2 separate regions of the Homo sapiens genome follow, and region 2 is linked to region 1. The links are chromatin loops, found by intact Hi-C in ENCODE. Cell type or tissue: heart right ventricle. All regions are shown on one strand. Each heading gives the region's core, and the rest is flanking DNA. Links, peaks and the distances in the headings are about the cores only. Region 1 overlaps CAPN9 (calpain 9). Region 2 holds the start of LOC107985358 (a long non-coding RNA gene).

The links. A loop is a pair of places that touch in the nucleus more often than their neighbours do. Peaks named below come from ENCODE experiments on the same cell type or tissue, not always from the same donor. Only the 100,000 strongest peaks of a DNase experiment are listed, where the experiment ranks them.
Region 2: it touches region 1 in a loop (2.8-fold over the local background); 11 of 110 quality-filtered maps call a loop at or near these places.

Annotation. Positions count from the first base shown.
Region 1 is chr1:230,770,615-230,781,582 of GRCh38, reverse strand. CAPN9 (calpain 9) reads right to left here. Exons shown (of 20, transcript NM_006615.3): 7 at 9,484-9,569; 8 at 6,952-7,029; 9 at 2,450-2,610; 10 at 1,247-1,404; 11 at 875-1,083. CAPN9-AS1 (CAPN9 antisense RNA 1) reads left to right here. Exons shown (of 2, transcript XR_001738518.2): 2 at 4,835-5,502. Among named protein-coding and RNA genes, the nearest start is that of CAPN9-AS1, 19 kb to the left of the region's middle. RefSeq lists a silencer at 3,170-3,315. In heart right ventricle, for the core only: CTCF peaks have their summits at 8,056 and 8,259 (motif pointing right); a DNase peak (open chromatin) is centred at 8,342; H3K27ac peaks cover 465 bases.
Region 2 is chr1:230,672,480-230,677,479 of GRCh38, reverse strand. COG2 (component of oligomeric golgi complex 2) reads right to left here. Exons shown (of 18, transcript NM_007357.3): 9 at 2,356-2,482. LOC107985358 (a long non-coding RNA gene) reads left to right here and starts at 1,107. Exons shown (of 2, transcript XR_001738517.1): 1 at 1,107-1,194; 2 at 2,270-2,535. In heart right ventricle, for the core only: no CTCF peak of the experiment used is centred there; no DNase peak of the experiment used is centred there.

The DNA.
Region 1 (10,968 bases), core at 5,358-10,357:
GTGAATGGGCAGTAATGGGAAACATTTTCCATAGAAGTAACTGATATAAAGTAATTTCGCTAAGACACTGTGAGGAAAATGTGGTGGAATATTGGGTATGTAAAATGAGAGGCAGATTTGCCAACATTTATTTAAATTGGAGCTGAAAGAACATGTCATTCTTGAAATTTGCAATAGCCACCCCCTTCATCATGCCCAGAAATGTCTAGCATCCCTGCATGTGGCTCTTATCCAAGAAGCTTCTTGGTAATAGGGTCTGAAAAATGAAGGTCTCCACCCAAGAATGTCTTGTGAGCATGACTCTGGGACCAGTAGAAAACAGCAACTTTTCAATGGTTTGCTTGAGGGAGCGAGGGAGCAGAGCTAGAAGGGATATGTGCCTTGCCTTGCAGATAAGCTAAGAAAGTGTCCTGCAGCCTGGCGTGGTGGCTCACTCCTGTAATCCCAGCACTTTGGGAGGCTGAGGCGGGTGGATCACCTAAGGTCAGGAGTTCGAGACCAGCCTGGCTAACATGGTGAAACCCCGTCTCTACTAAAAATACAAAAAAAATTAGCCAGGTGTGGTGGTGGGTGCCTGTAATCCTTGCTACTCGGGAGGATGAGCCAGGAGAATTGCTTGAACCTGGGAGGTGGAGGTTGCAGTGAGCTGAGATGGCACCATTGCACTCCAGCCTGGGCAACAAGAGTGAAACTTCATTTCAAAAAAAAAAATTAATAATAAATAAAAGAAAAGAAAGAAACCATCCTGCCTTGTTTCTCAGGTACACATGGGAAAGGGAAGAATGGAGTCTTGGCTCCAGCAGTTCCCAGGTGACTTCTGTGTGAATAAACCACTAAAAGAAGTGGGATTCTGGAAGCTGTTCCTCTGACTCACCGGGTAATGGCTTTTTTCTCTGAAAAGATTCTCAGACAGAAATCAGCTTCCTGGTGGGGCTCAAAAGTGCTGGGAATCAGGATGTACTCCCCAGGGGGCAGCTTGAACCGGTCGGAGACTTCTCTCAGGTTGATGAACGTCTTGCTTCTGGCCCGAGAAGCGTGGTATCTGAAGAAGTCTTTGTTCAGGTGTTCGTCTTTGTCAGGGCACTGCAATGGGCAAGAAAGGGAGGGGTTTCCTAGGGAAGTTCCTCTTGGCTTTTCGGACACAATTCATGGACTCTTGGTTGAGTCTCGGGTGTGAGACCGAGGAGGAGCCGCGAATTTAGAACTCAGATGGAGAACTCTGAAATGCAGTGTGGTTCCCACCTACCTCATAAATGGCATAGCCGATTGTCAGCACATTGGCACCAAATCTCTTGAGTTTCCTTCTATCTTTCTGCATCAGGGCTACAAGGAAACTACACTCCTCCTGCCCCTCATCTTTCTCAGTCAGAGACAATTTTATTTGTGGATTGGTCCAAAAGGTATCTGTCATTTGGGAGAGGTAGATTATTTTCCCCTTTTAAAAAACAACCCACAAAGACCACACACACACACACACACACACACACACACACACACACACGCACATACACCTATCTGCCCTCATTATATGTCCTACCAAACATGAGAAAGTAATACCTTCTCTCCCTGTTCAATAAGTCCTCCTACCCTACTTTTGATAATCCCCAACGGGAATGCAAAATATCCTCTCTTTCATTTCCACCTTCTCTTCAACCATTTCCTATGCAGTTTCTTAAGGACATTCTTCTGGGTCTAGTCTGCTAAAGCTTGTTCTATCAGTTTTTTTTCCACTTAGTATTTCAAAGGAGAGTGCAGTGGACTTCTGGTTGTCCCCCTGGCATCTACTTGATGGTGGGCCGTTTGAGTAGGATTGACCTCGAGCACTGCTCCAGCATGAATTCTGATTGGTCTGTGCCAGTCCTTTTTGCCACCGAGGATTGGACAAAGCCAATCAATGCATAGCATTCACTGGACAATATTAGTTCAAGGAATTTCCAATTAGAGGGAAGTTGAGGGCTTTTTTTTGATACCCCCAGGAGCTCTTGCTGTTCGTGTGAATGAGGGCTCAGGAAGCCCTGGATACTGCTGCCAGCCCTCCTGTGATTATAAAGAAAGCCAGACAGAGAAAGAAGTCAACACATAAAAGAGGGCAGAACAGTGAATTACAAGCAAATGGAACCAGGGCCCTGATAGAACTGTGCCTGAAGCCCACCCTACTTTTCCTCTGAGCTCTTCAATTATGTGAGATAACAAATCCTTTCTATTGCTAAACTGGCATGAGTCATGCTTTCCATTACTTGTAATGGAAAATAACCTAAGTGGTAAAACAAAGGAGGTTTCCCCAAACAATTCTTATCCAACTAAATCTTTGCAGCCTTTTTTCCCCAGTCACTTTTGAAACCTTACTATGTTTCAGGCTTTCTCTGAGGACCCGGCCCTTATCCTTTGGTGTCCTGAGTTGGAAGGGACACTTGGGAGTGGCAGAGAGAGTGACAGGCAGCCTACCTACCCAGGAAATTGCGGCAGCCCCCAGCCGTGGAGCCGCGAACCCAGCTTCCCTGATGGACCGTCACCTCCCATTTGTGGATCGCGTCTTCCTCCAGGGCATCGGGAGTGAGGTTGCAGATCTCCACTTTATCAAAGTGGGCCTTGAAGTCCTTAAATGCCATCCTGCAGCAAAGCGGAGAGACACGATGCACAGGAGGGCAAGAGTGAGGGCATCATCCATTCACTCATTCATTAAATCATTCACTTATTCATTAAATCATCTTGTTCCTGTCCGCAAGGAGTGGGGGGACTGCAAAGTGTGGGGAGATGGAAAATTTTTTAAAAGTAAAATAAAGGTTAAAAAGGTAAAAACCAGGCTAAAAATATAGATTGATTGTAGATGTTAAGTGCTACAGAGAAAAACCAAATTGGGCTGAAGGATGGGAGCGTAGGGGTGGGATGCTATTTTAAACAGGGAGGTAAGAGAAGCCCTTACTGATGGGGCACATTCTGAGTGGAGACCTGAACTACCAGGTCCTGGGCAGGGCAGCTCTCTGGGGGTCTAGGCAGATGGACAGCAAGGCCCCGAGGCAGAGAGGTGCTTGAGGTGCTCACAGAACACCAGGAAGGCACGAGGTGTCTGTAAGGAATAAGATCAAGAGATCATAGTACATCAAATAGGTATAGGGATTTTGGCTTTGACTCTGAGAAGATGGAGAGCTTTTAGAAGGCAGTAAACAGAGGAGTCACATGCTCCATGGCTGCTGTGTTGAGAACAGATTTTGGGGACACAAGTGGAAGCAGAGAGGCAGCTAGGAAGTTAGTGCCGGTGTCCAAGTGAGAGACAAGGGTGGCTTGGTCCAGGCTGATGGTATGGGAGGTGATGAACAGTGGCCAGATTTGAGACACATTCCAAAGGTAAATTTTATAGGATTTGCTAATGGACTGGATGTGGGGAAGGAGCGAATGAAAGGAATCAGGATGTTTGATTTGAGTGACTGGAAGGATGGAGATGGGGAAGGCTGTGGTGGGGCAGTTTGAGAGAGAAGCTCAGGAGGTCAGGTTTGGGCACGTGAATGTGAGATGTCTATTATACATTCAAGGAGAGATGTTAAAGTAGACCATTGAATATGTGACTCTGGAATCCTGGGGAAAGGAGCTGAAGATAGAAACCTGAGAATTAGTGTAAAGATAGTTTTTAAAGTCAAGAGACCAGACGAGACGCCTAAAGAGTGGGAATAGACAGCCAGGAGGGGGACCATGGATGGGGTCCTGGGACACCTCAGTGCTAACAGGTTAGGGAGATGAGAGGGGGCCAGGACAGGATGTTGAGAAGGAGCTCAGGTAGGAGGAGGACCACCAGGGCGTGTGGTCCCCCGCAATCCAGCACGTCAAGGGCTCCTGATGGATCAAGATAATCTGATCGAGCAAAGTGAGAGTCGGTGGCGTCCCTGGCAAGATCAGGGTTAGTGGGGTGGTGGGGCACACTCATAGCTGAGTGGAGTCGAGAGAGTAAGGGAGAAGAGGAACTGGCGGGCTTGCTGTAGAGGACAGGAGAGAGCTGGGTTGGTCACTTGAGTGGGTCAAGAGAGGCTTTTTTTTTCTTTGCAGGTAGGAGAAATGATAGTGTTGGAGTGCTAAGGGGAATGATTCAGAAGAAGGGGGGAATTCATACGTAAGGGGAGAGAAGAGAGTTGCAGGAGGTACATCCTAGAGCTGGTGAAGAATGGAAAGAGGCTACACAGGGCTTCAGAGTCAGGATTCCAGGAGGAAGGGCTCCACGCACAGAGTGCATGATTTAACACCACCCATCACCTTGGGCAGGCTCAGCCCTGGTGTTGGGGCTGCTCCTTCAAGAGGGGCAGGGCAATGGATCACTCACATGGACGCTCTTCTTTGTGGAGCTTCCTGCTGTGAATTTCCGAGTTTCCTCTGCCCGGCTTCTCCCACCGTCTGCACCAGACCTTCTTTCCACTAGCCTGACCTCAGGTAGCCTCTCAAACTCTGGTTTCTACCTCCTGCTCATATGCAGCAATTACTGTGATGGTACTAATTCCAGAACTCAGCTTTCTTCCTGCAGTTTTTGCTCCTCTCTTGTAACCCCCTAACTCAAAGTCCCCTGTACTTCAAAATTCAAAGTTTATCTGTAATTTCTAATTTGACAGCTTGGGAATCTCTCAAGCACCCTGCATGTGTTCCACAAATCTGGGGAACCTAAACCCTCATGGTTCCCGAGGCAGAGATGGCTGGCAGTCATCAGCACAGGACCAAGACTGCACCCCACTCCTTCCATTTGGGAGTAGAATGTGAGCCGTGACGCATTTACTTCTGAGTCAAGATTTTTAGAAAGTGAGAGTGTCTTTTTCAATGTTTTATTTTATTCTTCTCTTCTGCTGGCTATGTGCAGATGATGACGTGACCTTAGAAGATGGCAGAGCCACACAATAGAAGGCGTTTGGGTTCCTGAATCACTGTATGAACAGAGCCACCCACAGAATATGAACATCCTCCCTGGACTGTCATAATGAGTGAGGAAAAAACTTTACTGTGTTTGAGCCTTTATATATTTGGGGTCTATTCACTACTGCAGCTAGTGTTACCTTGAGTCATTGGTGCCTTGAATTACAGAACTGCCACAACGAAATTCTAAAATATGTTAGCAGTTGAGCAAGAGGGATCATGGAACTGTTCGAGCTGGAAAATGGTTATCTATGTTATGCAGTGGCAAAACATTGGGTAAATCTGTTGCATGTTGTTATGGACTGAATGTTTGTGGTCTCCCCTAAATTCATATGTTGAATCCTAACCCTCGAAGTAGTAGTGTCAGGAGGTGGGGCCTTTGGGAGGTGACTAGGTTGTGAGGGTGGAGCCCTCATGGATGGGGTTAGTGCCATTATAAAAGAGGCCCCAGAGAGCTGCCTTGCCCTCTTTCTACCATGTGAGGACAGAGTGAGAAGGATCCATCTATAAATCAGAAACAGGGCCCTCCACAGATATAGGTACTGCCTGTGTCATCTTCTTGGACTTCCTGGTATCTAGAACTGTGAGAAATAAATTCCTGTTCTTTGTAAGCCACTCAGTCTATGGTATTTTTTTATAGCCACCCAAATAGACTAAGACAACTATAAAAATACAGAAGGCAGAACAAATCACTACTGAGGCTGTGTTCTATGGGAAAAGAATGAAAAAGGCTGGAATAGTCATGGTTTTGGGTTGTAGTATTTTTTTTTTTTTTTTTTGAGATGGAGTATCACTCTGTTGTCCAGGCTAGAGTGCAGTGATGCAATCTCGGCTCACTGCAAGCTCCACCTCCTGGGTTCACGCCATTCTCCTGCCTCAGCCTCCCAAGTAGCTGGGACTATAGGCACTCACCACCACCCCTGGCTAATTTTTTGTATTTTTAGCAGGGGTGGGGTTTCACTGTGTTAGCCAGGATGGTTTCAATCTCCTGACCTCGTGATCCACCCGCCTTGGCCTCCCAAAGTGCTGGGATTACAGGCGTGAGCCACCGTGCCCTGCTGTTGTATTTTAAAAGCTGTTACAAGAAAGAGATGAGCTCAGGCAAGACTTGATTGGTTGGAGCACATGAAAGGGAATAGAGCCAGAAACCAGAAATTTGTGGTCTCACAGGGTTAGAAGGGCCAACTTCTAGAACCCAAACAGGAAGAAATAAGACTGAAAAAGATTCTAGAGATGAAGGCCCAATACAAATGTTCAATTAAACAAAGAGATTCAGGCCAAGGGAAAGTCCAGAGTAGAAATGTTTACTTCCTACGTAGGTCGATATCTTTAGATGCTCTCAGGGCAGCTGCCTTCAAAGGTACCTCTCATCAAGATGGGTGTGGAGGGAATGGATCCTGTGAGCAGTAGGGCTGCCTGTCTTCAAATTCACTGTGTAAACCTGGATGACAAAGAGTGCCAAGGAGGTGTGTCAGGCTAGAGACCAGAGGCTCTTCCTCTATTGGATTGCAGGAACCCCCTGAAGACTCTTCAACAAACCGAGAGCTGGGGTGAGCCCCCACCAAGACAGGAGGGAGATTAAATTTCCCTCTAATCTGGGTGTATATGAGGAGTCTGAGACAGATGAATTTGATTTGCCAAAAATGGAGAGAGAAGGCTGGGCGTGGTGGCTCATACCTGTAATTCCAGCACTTTGGGAGGCCAAGGTGGGTGGTTTCTCTGAGGTCAGGGGTTCGAGACTAGCCTGGCCAACACGGTGAAACCCCATCTCTACTAAAGATACAAAATGAGTCGGGCGTGGTGGCGCATGCCTGTACTCTCAGCTGCTTGGGAGGCTGAGGCAGGAGTATCACTTGAACCTGGGAGGCAGAGGTTGCAGTGAGACGAGATCGCACCACTGCACTCCAGCCTGGGCAATAAGAACAAAACTCCGTCTCAAAAAAAAAAAAAAAAAAAGAAAGAAAGAAAGAAAAAGGAAAGCGAGAGAGAAGCACAGTGCTCCTTACGCCCCAGGGCCATGGGACTTGCTCGTATCTGCAGTTAACACAGGAACAAGCACGGTACCAGAATTCCCCATCATCCAGAGCAGTGTGACACAGACGCTTCTGCTCAGCTGGACCAACAGAACGCCACTCCGGAGAACTAGGAGTAAACAAAATTGGTGTTCAGGCAGAGGTCATGATGAAGAGCAACAATGGCCTTGATGTGGAACCCACAGTGTGCGGTTATGGAGGAAATAAGACCTGCTTAGTAACTACTCACTGGGTCCCAAAAATGCACCCAGGGATGTAGCGGCAGGTGAGCCACTGGCCCCCAAATAAGAGGGCTGGTCAGAAAGTACATCTCCAAGTGTTGCTGATGGATAAAATACCCCTGAGGATGATCTGAACCACCGACATGGAAGATTATCTTGGGATAGTCACAAGGCATTGCATGCCCGTGGGGTAGCAGAAGAGCCCGGCTGGAAGCCACAAGTCTGCTGACTTTCGTGCTTGGCCTCCAACTTGCCATGTGACCTGGAGCAGTACTTGGCCCTTCCTTAATGGACAAGCTGACACTTGGAAAGGTGATAATGCCTTACACCTGCCCATGCTTGATGTTGTCTGTACCCGGCACCTTTTGTATGTGACCTCGCTGGCAAGCCAGGTGGGGTTCTGTGAGCTAGGTGTGCCCGTCCTGCAGATAAGAGGGCTCAGGTAGGCCCATGGAAACACTCTCAGGGAAGAGTAGGGGTAGGAATGGCTGCCTGTCACTCTCCAAACTCAGGATTTGTGACTCCAAGTTCATTGCATTTTCTGTGACTCCCACAGCCGCCTCCAAATAGTTCAAAGTAGGTCACCACTGTTGCGGTGCTACAGCCAACGTGGCAGCTCCCTCTCATCCTGTGATCTCAACTCAACCTCAGGGGAGTGCTCAGGTGATCCAAGGGGAGGATCAGCCGGGACCTGTCTCCAGGTGCTCGGGCCAGGGTCAGAAGAGTGGAACTGGCAGCCATTATTTTCTTTTGGAGCCATTATCCTAAGTGGCTCACACCCAGATAATTGGCCTGACAGGCTGGCCATGCGGTGCCTTCAACCCTACTCACATGTCACCAGCAGCACAGCGAAGTCAGGGAGTCGGGATGGCGCCTGCCCCTCCCATCACCCATGGAGGCTGCATGAGTGGAAGACAAATTTTATTCCAGCCTTGGCTCTCAGTCACTTTCTTGATTTCTACCTCTGTGAGTCCCAGAAAATGGGAGACAATGGCCCATTTTCCCTTTATAGGCTACGATCTCAAAGTTGAGGGGCACTGCACATCTTACAACGTGACGCAGTCTCACTAATTTTGGTTTCAGTAGTTCTCTGTGCTTTCCATTTCTGCCAGGAGAGGGAGGCCAATCTCTTTCCTCCTCAACCCATCTCAGCTCATCTCTGCCAATGCTTCTTGGTTCTCAGAAGGCGGCAGCCAAGGCCAGAGCAGAGGATGGTGGGACGAGAGCCTCCATGGGGACAATGACAGCCTGGAAAGCACAGGCCTGTGTGCCCTGCCCTCACGCTGGGGTCTGGCTAATACAGCAGCGGCTGCACCATGTCTGGCGACCTGGTAGCTGTGTCTGGACTGAAGACAAACACTGGCTCAGTTTTAACCAAGTTCTAGACTAGCTTCAGATTTCCCCAGAAGCTCAGGGGCCATGGATGTGGCAGGAAAGGGCTTCAGGAGCCCAACAAGCAGCGGACGAGCAACAGCTTCAGGCAGGCCCTGCCACGCACCCACACAAACATCCCTGGTTCTTAGTCACCTGGTCCACTTCCCAAGGGACCAGAGCTGGAGGAGCTGTGGGGACACACACAGAAAAGGCAGACCTTTCTTGATAACTGGGGGCCAAAACTCTGGTTAACAGCTCTGTAATAGATAAAATTCCAATTCCATGTCCTCTATTTTTTTTCCTTTAAAAAAAAAAAAAAAAAAGAGATGGGGTCAACATGCTCTGTTGCCCAGGCTGGAATGCAGTGGTGCAATCATAGCTCCCTGCAGCCTCAATCTCTCATACTCAAGTGATCCTCCCACCTCGGCTTGCTGACGTGTTGGAATTATAGGCATGAGCCACCATGCTCAGCCTCACTTCTATTTCTCTGCTGGGCTATTGGGCCTCTGCCATGGTCAGTGACCATCAGAGAGAATCCTATAGTTACATGCTAGGTAATATTTCAGGGATTCCGACACTCCAAATACACACACACACACAAACACACACGCACTTATGCATATGCACACTGCTTACTGGAGTTACTCACAACTACAGATAAAGCTTTTCACCATATCACTGGGTTATAAACATCACCATGGGAGGTAACACATTTATGTATTGACATAAATACAATTCGTGAAAGTTAGAGTGCTGTTGTAAAAGTCTTTCTTGAGAATCAACCTTGATGCAAGGTGGGCCTGAGGGCTGAAAGGGGAGGAAGAAGGGGCACCTCAGAATCGGGACAGGATCCTGAGTCAGAGCCCGGGAGGATAGTAGACAGGCCACTCCTTCACATGTCTGCACAAGCCAGCTCTGGCCCCACACGCCCCGGGAACCAGCCAGAGAGGCAGGATAGGGTGACTGACCTGTCGCTCCACGACCCGTTCCACTCAACCTGGCCCCAAGGGTTCCGGATTCGGATGAGCTCGATTCTCTGGCCTCGGAAGCTTACCTAGAAGGGAAAAGCATGAGGGAAGTGTGAAATGATAAATATGGTGGAGGTTTGGCCACATTCATCTATGAGCTCCAGGTGGACCAGCTCCATCCAGAACTGGTTCTGTTGAAAGTCTCTTGCCTAAAATGCTGCTGAAGGTATGTAGAAGTTCGCCAGTTCTTAACCAGCCCTTGGAACCTTCTAATTCCTATTGAATAATTGCTACTATTGCCAATGATATTATATTAAGCACCAAAATGCTTATGCCACATCTGGGAAGTAAAGTAGAATTGCAATTAACAAGAAATTAGTCCATATGAATCTAAAAATGGGTTTCTCTCTAGACTTGGATCTCCCTAGAGGCAGGAGCCAAGTCTTAGGCATCTTCAGCATCTAGCAGAGTGAATGGTAAAGAGTAGTCCTCAAAGGTGCTCATGGAACTATTACTGAACTTTCTTCATCCTAGCATCCCATGCACAGATGAATGATAAGAAAATAAGCACATGTTGGGGATTTAAACACAACAATAAACAAAAACAGCTTTTACGTCTTCTAGACCCAATATTCTCCTTATTTCAGGTGTCTGTGAGGATTCCTGCTGTTCACCTCAATCACCCTTGAGCCTGTGTGCCCTCAGGCTCTGCCTGGGAGCAGGGACAAGGGCCAATGCATTTGAGAAGGGTTTTAGAGGAGAGAGGGTGAAAGTAAAAGACTTCTAGTTATCAACTAACCAGAAACTGTAGCAGTCAGAATGTTTTATCCTCATGCATTTGGCATAAATTATATTTTGGATGTGTAAAAATTCAAGTAACATCAACTCTTCGGAGTCCAAGATGTGGCTTGTGGCTCACCATTAAAGGGGCTCATTTAATTTGAAAGGTTCAGGGCAGGTGAGTTCCTTGTAGGGGGGAGAGGAAGCAAAATCAAGCAAACCAAGATGATGAGAGGTTTCTGTTGTTACGTGGAATACGTAGAAGATCTAACCTAGAAACATCACATGCCTGCTTGAGTGAGCAATCTGCAAGTCATCTATGGATGGTGAAGGAGGACAAAGGAGCCAACACAAATAGCTAACATTCTAAAGAATCCCAAAGAGTCCAACGGCGTCTCACACCTTGGCTCCAGTGAGGAGGAAGGGCAGGGTCTCCCTTCAGTGTTCTTTACTCCCCACGCATTCAGAGGATGTCACTCAAAAGGTGGGTGGCTACAGAAGACCAGGTGCATCTGCACCTTCTAAGTACTGGGCTTGAGACTGGTCCAGGGAGGCATGGAGTGGGCAAGGCAGGCTGCTGGGCTTTGCTGAGCTTGAGTCTGGCAGAGTGATACCTTTGGCTTCTTGTCCTCCTCTTTCATTCAATTCTTTCTTTCTCTTCCCCTTGTGCCCCTCAAGGATCTCTCCTCCTAACCAACAGCTCCC
Region 2 (5,000 bases), core at 1-5,000, 99 kb after region 1:
ACTGTAACATGGGACAATCAGCCAACAGATAAGGTAAGTTGCATTTCTGGAATGGTAAACCTCCCAATGTGTTGTCTTATCTGTGGGAAACCTGCTGGGCCCCAGGCTGTCTGTTTATGCTTATCTTGTGCCTCTCTACACTTAAAAAATTAATAAACAAATTCGCCAGGGAGGCTAGACAAACAACAAATATGACTTCTAGAAATAAAAAAATATGATAATTAACCAGAAACTCAATGTGCAGGTGGAAAAGAGTTTAGACACAACTAAAGAAGGAATTAGTGACCTAGAAGACAGACTGTGAAATTATCGAGAATGCAGCAAATACAGAGGATAGGGTGAGCCTGTCTAAACAAGAGATCTAGATGGAGATGATAGAGGAATGAAAGAAAAGCACAATTGAAGAAATAATATATAAAAATGTTCCAGAATGGATGAAAGATACCAATTCTCAGATTCAGAAAACCTATCAAATCCTAAGGATAATAATAAAAAAAGAAGTTCTACTGGACATATCATAGCAGAACTTACTTAGCACACCAAAGTCACACAGAAGATCTTAAAAGCAGCCAGAGAAAAAAGGCATTAACTACAAAGAAATAACAATTAAATTAACGGCTAACTTAATAATGCAACTCAAAAGACAACACTCAAAGTGCTGAGAATTCTGTTAATACATCCAGCAAACTGACCTTACAAACAGAAGCAATACAGTTATTTTCAGACAAACACAAACTGAGAAATTATTAAAAAAATAAATTATCATCAACAGTTAGAAGACTAAAAAGTCTTCTAACATGAATTTCAGAAGAATGATTCAAGAAGGATGAGCTGACATTCAAAAATGAACAGTAAGCAATGACAAACATGTAGGGTAATTCCCAGAGGACGATGATGATTTAAAACAATAAAAATGACCAGTTTTTAAGATTTTAAAAAAAACGTAATAGAAGTACGAGCGAGGAAACAAAAATATATACTATGAGAAGGGATGGTTGGTGTTAATGTGTTCTAAGTTCCGCGTATTGTCCAGGAGAAGGCTCGAGAACATAAATCAACTTTAGATTCCATTAAGTAACCAGTAAGGTTACTCAATATGTACAGAAATAAAGGGCACAACTTCCAAATTAGTAGAGGGGACAAAATGGAATAAAGATGGAAAACAGATCCCCAGAAGTCTAAAATACGAAGAAGGTGAAAAAAGAAGGGAGGAAGAAAAGATGGGAGGAAGGAAATAAGGGAAGAAAACTGGAACAAAGAGAAAGTATAAAATAAGAGTCAAATGCATTGACAGTTAGAATCACTGTAAATTTAATAAAGTACCTAATTAAAAGACAAAGATTATCTCACTGCATAAGAAACCAAAAACTGAAATCCAGGGAAGAAGAAGGAAGAAAAGTGCCAAGAGGCTGAGCCTTTAAAATGATAGAATGGAAAGCAAACTTACACATTGATTTTTGAAATCCTAACCATGAAATCTTTTAAATAATGATTTCTTTTTTAAGAGGGCGGGGGAAGCAGGGGTGGAATAGGGCTGGACATGGGGGCTGAAATCCTAGCACTTTGGAAGGTTGAGGGGGAAGGAGTGCATGAGGCTAGGAGTTCAACACTAGCCTAGGCAACATAGTGAGACCCATCTCCACAGAAAAAGAAAAAGAAAAGAAAAATTGACCAGGCATGGTGGTGTGCGCCTGAAATCCCAGCTACTCAGGAAGCAGCCTGAGGCATAGGATCGCTTGAGTCCAGGAGTCGAAGACTGCAGTGAGCTATAATTGTGCCACTGCACTCCACCCTGGGCAACACAGTAAGACCCTGTTTCAAAAATAGTAATAGTAATAATAAAATAAAATATAAATTAAAAAAACAAATAAATATTGGGGCTTTCTAACTTTTTAAATCATAAAGGACATTTATGTAGTATATTTTAAAATCCAACCAATTCCTTTGTACTTGCTGCTGGAAAACATTCAGTGAATACTTTCTGTTTTCATTCAAAATTATATGGCAGAGATGTACAAACTTAATTTTTCACAGAAAACTGCAAAAACACTGGCTTTTAATGGTCCTCAGGATGTTTTTAAGAAAGTTAGAAAATAATGTACATTTCTACTCACACTTGTATCTAGCCTTAATTATACTTTATATTATAAAATGAAAATGTTCTTATTCCTAAAAGTATCATACATCATATCTTGGATAAAACGATGTGTGTGTTTTAAGGTTAAATGTTCACTTAGCAACTCAAATTTTTATTTTTAATAAACCACAGAACCAAGACTAAGTAGAAGAGAACATGATATTTCTCCAGTCTCCGGTTAACATCTTCAAGAATCAAGACGACGGGCGGGGAGATACCTCATGAAATGCATCGGGATTCCCAGGATTAAAAAGCGAGGGTAACTTTTCTTCTAATCCTTGTACTATTTGTGGCCAAACAGAATTCACCAAAAAGTCATATCCAGGAACAGTATTGCCTTTTTCACTGTAAAATAAGGGCACATATCAGTAAAATATACCATAATCTACTTACAAAGAGCAAATTTCCACTGTGTTGCTTCTGCCAAAAGATCCGCAGTCTAAAACTTATTTCAACTTTTTAAAAAAACCGTATTTGTAATTTAGTTTGTTTCCAGACTCAAGTTTCTATTTCACTCCTTAATTTCAGTCTCACCTCAAACCTGGCAAATCTCCTAGATCCTGACTCCTCCAGCTGGTGTCAAGGCTAAGGGAAGCCACATAAAATCACCTTGGTACACTTTTCCCTCTAAAATACTTCCCAACCCCTTTATACTCCTATCTTGGAAACAAAAAGTACAGTAGTCTAATACCACAGGAAAAATAACCTTCACATTACTGAACACCACTAAACCACACAGCATTGTAAGTTATGCTAATTTATAAATTACTAACAGCTTTGTATTTACTAAGCTATCTCTAAGATTACTTTCAGTTCTAAAATTCTATGACTATCAAATGTGAAATCTTATCACAAATCTTGACACAAAAACCTGTTAACAGATTAATGTTTTATTTTGTGTGTGTGCCTGTCTTGTTTTGTCTTTTTTTAGCACCAGACTTTTAAATTCCAAATTCCCAAATGTAGATGACAGGCAGCACTGACAGAAAGCATGCGCTTTGGAGCTGGTGTGCCTGATTCAGATATTGGAGGGCGGGCAAATCATTTAACTTCTCTGTGCTTGGTTTCTTCATCTTTAAAATGGTGATGATCATAGTACCAACTTCACAAAGTCATTATAAGAATTAATATTTGTAAAGTACTTAGGATAGTGCCTAACATATAGTAAAAGCCCTATGTTAGTAACGGTTAAATAACGGAGATTCCTTAAGTCGCTCACAAACTCAAAGATCCATAAACATCCATTCTAGGCAAACACCATTTCACTAATCTGCCCACTTTGTTTCATATTGGGTATTCTGCTCTATTTCAAGGTAATTTTTTAAAATGGCAAACAATTTAATAAATGTTCTATTTTAGCAAAACTGGGAGTTTTGTAGCTAAGTTGCCATGTCAAAACGGGACTTAACATTCTGGTAAGTATTAAAATAAATTTTTTTAAAGTTTTCATAATTTTCCTGCTTAACAAAAATTATCAAGACAGATAAGTTATCAAGGAAGCTTTGCTTCACTGTCCAGGAAGAGCTAGCAAATAATGTTATTATAGTTTCACCTAAGTATTGTTAGGAAATTACTGGTGGGGGTGGAGGAGGGCCAGGAAGGGGAAAGAAGATGACTGCCTCCCATATATCCAATTCCACACATCATATTATACACTTCCAAATAATAGGAAGAGCAGGCTCTGTTAAGGTATCTAGAGAAAGAAAGCACAAAATTGAGGACTCCAAACTACAGATATACATAATGTAATCACTATTAAATGACAACATTTCCTCATTCCCAAAGTTAATGTCTAATCAAATCCCCAAAGAGAGAATGTAAAACCTGCAAGATTAACAGTTGATGGATTAGAAAAGCTCATCTGTATTCTCTGGAGGAGAAATCACGAATGTTGTTGGTGTTGCCAGTTATAAAGCTCATGAAGGGTGGCACATGATAAAAGAAAGGAGTGACAAGGGGAGCACCAAGCTGGAAATCTGAAGCCAGGAGCCGAGCAAGGGAAGGAAAGGGATATGCAGAACCTGCAACACAGTGACAGGCTAGCGGCAGATGATGATCTCGCAAGGTACAGTTCAGATTCCTCAAATCTCTAAGCCTTCTACATGAATTCCCCCACACTAAAAACTGTGGAAAAGATCCACTAAAGCTTTGAAGCTTGACATCTCTGGACCCAGACTGGCCCTGTCAAATCTAATGGCTGATTGTTTCATATCTATGGCTTCATTTTACATCATGATTTCTACTATGTTCTTATCCCCAAATCCAACTAAATCCTTATGATTACTAAACAAAAGTAGCAAAACTAGACTTCATCTTAGGTGGTACAGAGGAAACAGAGAGGGTACTGCAAAGGCCAAGCAGCATATTAATTACCCCATATTTCTGCAAAGAACAAAAACTCAAGGCCAAATACATTGCTTGCTCCATGAAAACAGAGACCTTATTTGCCTTTCGATCATTAAACATAGTTAATTCTTTCATTTTGCAAGCACTAACTGGGCAGCTGCTAGCTCTAAGACACTGTGTCAAGAGGCAGGGGAAGGTGTGAGCAGCGGAGAGGTGATCATAATGCAACATGGAAATCAGTACTCAGCAGACCCAAGAGCAACACATCCTGCAATCCAGAGGACATGATGAATGCTGAACATTAGGAGAAAAAATGGCCTTTTTTTTTTTTTAAGATGGGGTTTTGTCATGTTGCCCAGGCTGGTCTTGAACTCCTGGCCTCAAGCGATTCACCTGCCTTGGCCTCCCAAAGTGCTGGGATCACAGGTGTGAGCCACTACGCCCGGTCAAGGATGGTCTCTTGAAGGAGGTGGTATCTGAGCTGGAGCTTCATGTGGAGAGGCAGTTTGACAGGAAA